2 separate regions of the Homo sapiens genome follow, and region 2 is linked to region 1. A link is a loop called in an ENCODE intact Hi-C map of the cell type or tissue named here. Cell type or tissue: dorsolateral prefrontal cortex. All regions are shown on one strand. Links, peaks and the distances in the headings refer to the core of each region. The heading gives the core; the rest is flanking DNA. Region 1 overlaps NOL4L (nucleolar protein 4 like). Region 2 overlaps NOL4L (nucleolar protein 4 like).

Region 1 (2,899 bases), core at 237-2,736:
ATTACAAATTAAAAGTATCAACCCTCTGAGTTCAAAGCAGCATTTTGAAAATGAACTGGTAGTTAATCCTGTAACCACCCTTAGAGTTGTAAGTGGCCCTTGGGAATAGGGATGGATGGGTTCCACCTGTTTGAAATCCTCGAAAACCCTCCTAACTCCCTGCCTGTCCCCCTCCCCGTCAGCACTGTCCTTGGGAATAAACTGTCCTTTGTAAGAGTGGTGACGGTAAAATGAATTTCAGATGGGTTACACACACTATCACTTGTCTACCTGATGATCCACCACTAAGACCAATGCCCACTTCTCTGATGCTACCCTTCTTGTGGGATTAGCCTCCTGCAAAGACTCTGGAATTGGAGTATCCTACTCTTGCATTTCCTTTTTAACTTAGGATCCCAAATGATCACTTTGTGCCCTGAGGCCCTTCAGAAGATTTTTAAATGGCTGTGGGACAAGGGCTTTGGGAGCTCCTTTTGGGAGAAGGCAGTCCCTCTGGTGAGGGTGAGACAGCAGTGAGCTTAGTTCATCAGAACCAGCTCTTTGGTGCCCTCCAAGTCGGGAGTAGGGGGAAGGGGTTGAAGCTGCATCTTTTAAAACAAAAGCAAAACAAGTTCCCTGACTGAGCCAGCTAAATGGAATCCTGTTTCCATGCAGAAACTTGCTCCTGATTCTGCCATCTCTAGGGCTTCAGGTGTAGTTTCACTGGAAAGGAGGAGCCCACCCAAGAGGTGGGGTCGACATGATGAAATCCATTGTCCTGGAGGGGCCTGGGAGGCCCAATGGACTTTAACAACATATTCTTTCCTTTCTCTTGAAAACACATTGAACCTACGCTCTTGCCGCAGTACTAAGGCAGGCTGGAGGGTGGTCAGTTCCAACAGCTTGAACTCAGAAAAACATGACTTCAAACTGTAGCTTATGCTGATCTTTAGATCTAATCCTTGTGTGGGTAGGGGGAGGGAGCCCCTTCCCCAGTCTTTCTCACTCCTGTCTGCCAAGAAATGCAAACGGTTCATGTCTAGCTTGGGTACTGCCTCTGGGAGGAGAAGTGACACGTTAAGTAACTGATACCAGGAATTCTAGGGTGGCGATTGTCTCTGCCAGGTTTTAACATTAAGATTTTCACAAATAATTGCCTGGGGTAACATTTTTGCAAAAGATCTTACTGATTACTTTGTAGTATTGTTCACACACAAAAATAAATATTTACACGAATTCAAATGTTGAGTAGTACTGAGCAGGTGGGGCCAGATGTGTGGATGGCTGGGGTGTGGGAGAGGCCTTGGGCACTGGAGGTTGTGCTGTGCTAAGGGTGAGTCTCAGGTGTCCTGGCCCTGACCAGAGGCCTGGGGATTGGTCAGATGGAAGGCAGAGGTGGTGTGGCTGGATGGGGTATTGGAGGCCACTTGAGAGATAACGACCACCCCCAACCTCTAGGGGCCGGAAGTAAGCACGGGGTGGGCACCCTACCTTTCAGAGTTCTGGACCTGAGGCAGGATGGGGCATCCTCACTGGTGCCCCCCCCATCCCTCCTTGGGGGGAGTCTGCCACAGTGCCGGGAGGCAGTGGCCACAGCTGCAACAGGCAATTGGCTGCAGAAAAGCTGGTTTGGGAAGGGGTGCCTGTTCTGGGAGCGAGTGGCTCTCCGTGGCCATCCTAGGATCCACTCGGCCCTGGCTCCCCTGGGGCCTCTCTGCTCTGAGGGAGGAAAGGCAACAGAGGGCTTCTGCCAGCTCTGGGCAGGGGCGGGCAGCAGAGAGCTGCTGTCATGGCTACGGAGTGTTGCACGGAGAGGCCCTGGGGGCCTGCTGAGGTCTGGGCGAGTCCCTGGTTTAGCAGCACTGGTAGGTATTGCACTGAGCAAGAGGAAGTGCCTATCAATCAATCAATCAGGGAGGAAGGAAACCAGGCCAGCTTTTTCTTTTTGCCCTTTTTCACACTCCAGGGATTATGGGTTTCTTCCAGGACCGGCCCCTCCGGAAGGGCTGGTCTTAGGAGAACCCAAGTGGCTCCTCCACTTCCACTGATCCCTTTACTCCAAACATGGCGCAAGGGGATGGGAGCTGCAGCCCGCCCTGGAGCTCACGGCTGCCTGATAGCCGGGGCTCACCCTGAAGAAGTGGCCCCTCTTGGCAGGAGTGAGTCTGAGGGGCCAGGCCTGTGCACAGAAGTTCAGACCTGGCTCCTGGGCAGCGGGGTGTGAGGGCAAGGGCCCTGCCAACCGGCTGCCATCTCCCAGCAGTCCGTCCTGTCAAGCAGCTGAGGGCCAGAGCTGGAGGGCTGCAGTGGCTGGTTAGGGACAGGACGCTCTCTGGGTTCCAGCTCCTGGACACCCAGTCTGGACTTACTTACCTCCCAGGCAGACACATTGTGTGGGGGAGTTGGGGTTACAGCTGTTCAGAACAGGCTCAGGGCACATCCTGGAAAAAGCCCACGCTGGAGTGTGAGGTAGAATACAGGTGACCATGGACTGGGGCTTCTGTAGAATGGGGTCGGGGTGCCTCTTTTGTTTTGCTTTGCCATGGGTGTGGGTGAGGTCCTCCTGCTTGGCGTTGCCTAGGGAGGTGCCTGGTGGTGTCCCTGTGGCAGCACTGGGATCTGCAACAGGATGGCCTGGCCAAGGGCTAGCGGCCACAGGGTGCACCAGGCATGCAGAGGAACAGCCAGCCTGGCACCTGTCCTGCCCCTACTGGCCCCAGCCCACATCAGTGTAGTGATATGGAATGTTAGGTATGGGGATACATCCTTCTGATCAGACAGACACAGACTAGCAATCTGTACAAACACAAAAGAATCCATTTTCAGAAAAATAAATTACTAAGGGGAGAGGAAGAAAGGGTCCACTTTGCTTTTCTCAATAAATATGCAATTCTGCTCACCTAAGACTTGAAAGGTAATT
Region 2 (2,899 bases), core at 142-2,641, 72 kb after region 1:
TGAAAGATCTTCCAGGCAGGGGTGGGCGTCGAAGGATGTGTGCACGATGGGGGCCTGGCACAGAGAGGCCGTGAGACCAGCCAGCCTCAGGGGGTTCAAATTTGGAAACAGAGATCCCAGGCCTGAGACCAGCTCAAAAGGTGGCAAAAAAAAAAAAATCTCCTTCCTGGGGAAGTAAATCATTGAATTGGCAAGTCTTCGAGGAGTGCTGATGTGCATGCTATCCGGGTGGGGAACGTGAGGAAACTGTGTGCGGTGCAGTCCCCAGGCTCAGGAAACAAGGGTGAAGGATGAGCAGGGTGCGACAGACGTGAGGCCATTAGGGTCACTGGAGGAAGAGCTGAGAGGGCCCCGGAGTCGCTCAAGGAAGCTTCGTAGAGAGAATCGGAATGGGACTCACGAACTATTGCTCAGCTGACAGCTCCTTAGCACCTGCTTAGGGCTCCACACACACACTCTGGTTAGAGGCTCCCAGGAACCTTGTGAGGTGGGTGCTCATAGTAATACCCTGACTTTACAGATGAGGCAACAGCACACAGAGAAGCTATGCAACCTTCCCACAGTCCCACAGCAAGCAAGTGTGAGAGCCGGGAGAGGCCAGGCTGGCAAGGAGGGATGTGGAGGGGCCAGGCATGGAGGGCCTTGGAAACCACGCAGAGGAGTCTGGGCCTGGTTGTGAAGGGGTGGAGACCCAAGTGGACAACCTGCCTACTGAGGAAGAGTCAGCATTGCTGCCCATTGGCTACTCCCAGTTTGCAACCATGCAACAATATTTTGTCACATCAAAGAAAACAGAGACATGCCTCCAAAGGTCCCTTTCCCCAAGAGCTGGGCTGGTCTAAAGTCACACCCACTTTGCATGCTGTGTCCTCAATTCCTCAGGGACTGGTGGAAGAGGAGTGTGGAGTCAGGAGGTCCTGGAATTTCCCGTCCTCAGACTTCCTGATCCTCTGCCACCTCCTTTGTTTATGCTCCTGGCACTGGGGGAGGGCACGGGGCTGTCCAGGTCCCCCCCACTCTGCTGGGGAGAGACCGCTGAGCAAAGGAGGCCACTCTACTTCCTTTCTTTCTTTTTAACATAAGGCCAGGAAGCCAGGCATTCTCCCAGCAGCCCTCAAGGAGCCTCCATCCTGTCCCCTGTCCCCGCTCCCTCCCACCTTCCTGGGGCAGGAACACTGGGTCTGCCTCTGGGGCTGGTGCAGGCTCTGCTTTCCCAGCAGCTGGAGAGGGAGAAGGGAGGGCTGGCAATGCAGGGGTGCCTGGGAGACAGCAGGCTATAGCTGCATCCAGTGGCCAGCATGGCGGGCAGAGATAGGATCTGCAGGCTTTCAGCGGGGGCAGGAGGAGGGGAACCTGGGGACGGTCCAGGAGGCGAATGCCTCTGGCCACTTAGCAGACAGTGGAGCCTTTCAGACTCAAAACTCTCCACTGGCAGCTTCCAGAAACCAGGCCTTTCCCTTCTAACCCTGTCCAGGGTGTGGACCCAGCATGCTTGCCTGGCAGGGCTGGGGGCCACATCTGACCCTACCTGGGTAGAGGCAGACCTTGTGTCTCTGTTGGGCCACCTGGACGTTGGCAGCCTTGTGTCTGGGCACCGTAGGCCACGACACGGGCTGGAGGCAGGAGGCAGGGTGATGCTCCCCAGGCACCCGCTGCGTCCCAGGTGCCCTCCACAATAGGCTCACCCTCACCACCCTGAAAGGATGGCATTCCTTCCACTTTGCTGATGAGAAAATATGGTTTCCTGCCTGCACTTCTATCTCCTGGGAGAGCTTGGATGTATGATTTCACCTCAACACCTCTCTGTGCCTCAGTTTCCTTACCTGTAAGCCAGGACTAACACCTCATAGGATCTTTGTAACTGTCATGATCAGGAACTGCTCAGAGAGGTTCCCTGTCCTGCCGAGGGACACACAGTGGGGAACAGGGCTGCACACCAGACCTGCCTGACTCCAAGTCCATGCCCTTCCATGAGCCACTTCCCCGGGCTCCTGCTCCCTCAGCGTCTTCTCCTCTCCCTGCGAGGAGAAGCTCCGCTACCTGGGACAGAGATGGCATTGTGTCTGAGGATGGGGGAGGATGGGTGAGAATGGGCATGGTGCTAGTCTTCTGTCCAGCCTGAAGAAAGCCCCAGGAAAGATGGGCTTCAGCGCTGGTTTATATTCTAGATGGCTCCTGGCCTGTGTGCTCCCTCGCTCCCTGGCCTCTTTCTCCTCCCTGGGGGTGGGGTGTGGTGGTGGCAGCCAGCGAGGAGAGGAAGCAGGCCACTGCTGTGCTCCGCGTTGCCCTCCTGGCCACACAGAAGCCCACAGATGAGGAGTGCAGCCTGCAGCATGGGGAGACCTCGCAGCCATCAGTGAGGAGTGCGGAGGGAGCTGAGGAATGCCCTCCATACTGCCGTGGGATGTGTGGCAGGAGAGGGGAGCGGATGGCGCCTCAGACACCCCAGAGCAGCCCACAAATGGAGCCCCTCTTGGCTTCGCCTCTGTTCCTCCAGGCAAGCAATTCTGTGTCTGACTCCGCCAGTTGCTATGGAAACAATGAGGAAAGGAACGGGAGGGGACAGGCGGATGGGTGGGCAGGAACCAGGCAGTCACCACTAGGACACACACCCCTGGCCCCTGCGGCCTAAACCCTGGCAGGGTGGAGAGTGGGGCAGGGAAAGCCCTCCAGCCCATCTGCAGGTACCAAATGCTGTCTTGGCCCAGGGGTTGCAGCTGCTGCCTGGCCAGGGGCAGCCCACGTGGGTGGCAGCATTCAGGATCACTGGCTCAGGCATGCATCGAGGGAGTGTCCAGCATTATAACAGGAACCGCAACAGCCACAGCTCTCTCTTCCTGCACCAATGCCAGGTACAGGGACTAACCCATATCTTGTCAGCCTTCTGATTAACCCCATT

What was found. Hi-C counts contacts between places; a loop is a spot of excess contacts. Peaks named below come from ENCODE experiments on the same cell type or tissue, not always from the same donor. Only the 100,000 strongest peaks of a DNase experiment are listed, where the experiment ranks them.
Region 2: it touches region 1 in a loop (2.0-fold over the local background); 4 of 110 quality-filtered maps call a loop at or near these places.

What each region holds. Positions count from the first base shown.
Region 1 is chr20:32,444,353-32,447,251 of GRCh38, forward strand. NOL4L (nucleolar protein 4 like) reads right to left here. Exons shown (of 11, transcript NM_001256798.2): 11 at 1-2,899. Among named protein-coding and RNA genes, the nearest start is that of ASXL1, 87 kb to the left of the region's middle. RefSeq lists an enhancer at 1,070-1,731. In dorsolateral prefrontal cortex, for the core only: no CTCF peak of the experiment used is centred there; a DNase peak (open chromatin) is centred at 1,749; H3K27ac peaks cover 2,500 bases.
Region 2 is chr20:32,516,140-32,519,038 of GRCh38, forward strand. The region is part of intron 3 of NOL4L (nucleolar protein 4 like); the gene reads right to left. The region is part of intron 2 of LOC101929698 (a long non-coding RNA gene); the gene reads left to right. Among named protein-coding and RNA genes, the nearest start is that of NOL4L-AS1, 44 kb to the right of the region's middle. In dorsolateral prefrontal cortex, for the core only: no CTCF peak of the experiment used is centred there; a DNase peak (open chromatin) is centred at 1,322; H3K4me3 peaks cover 330 bases; H3K27ac peaks cover 1,875 bases.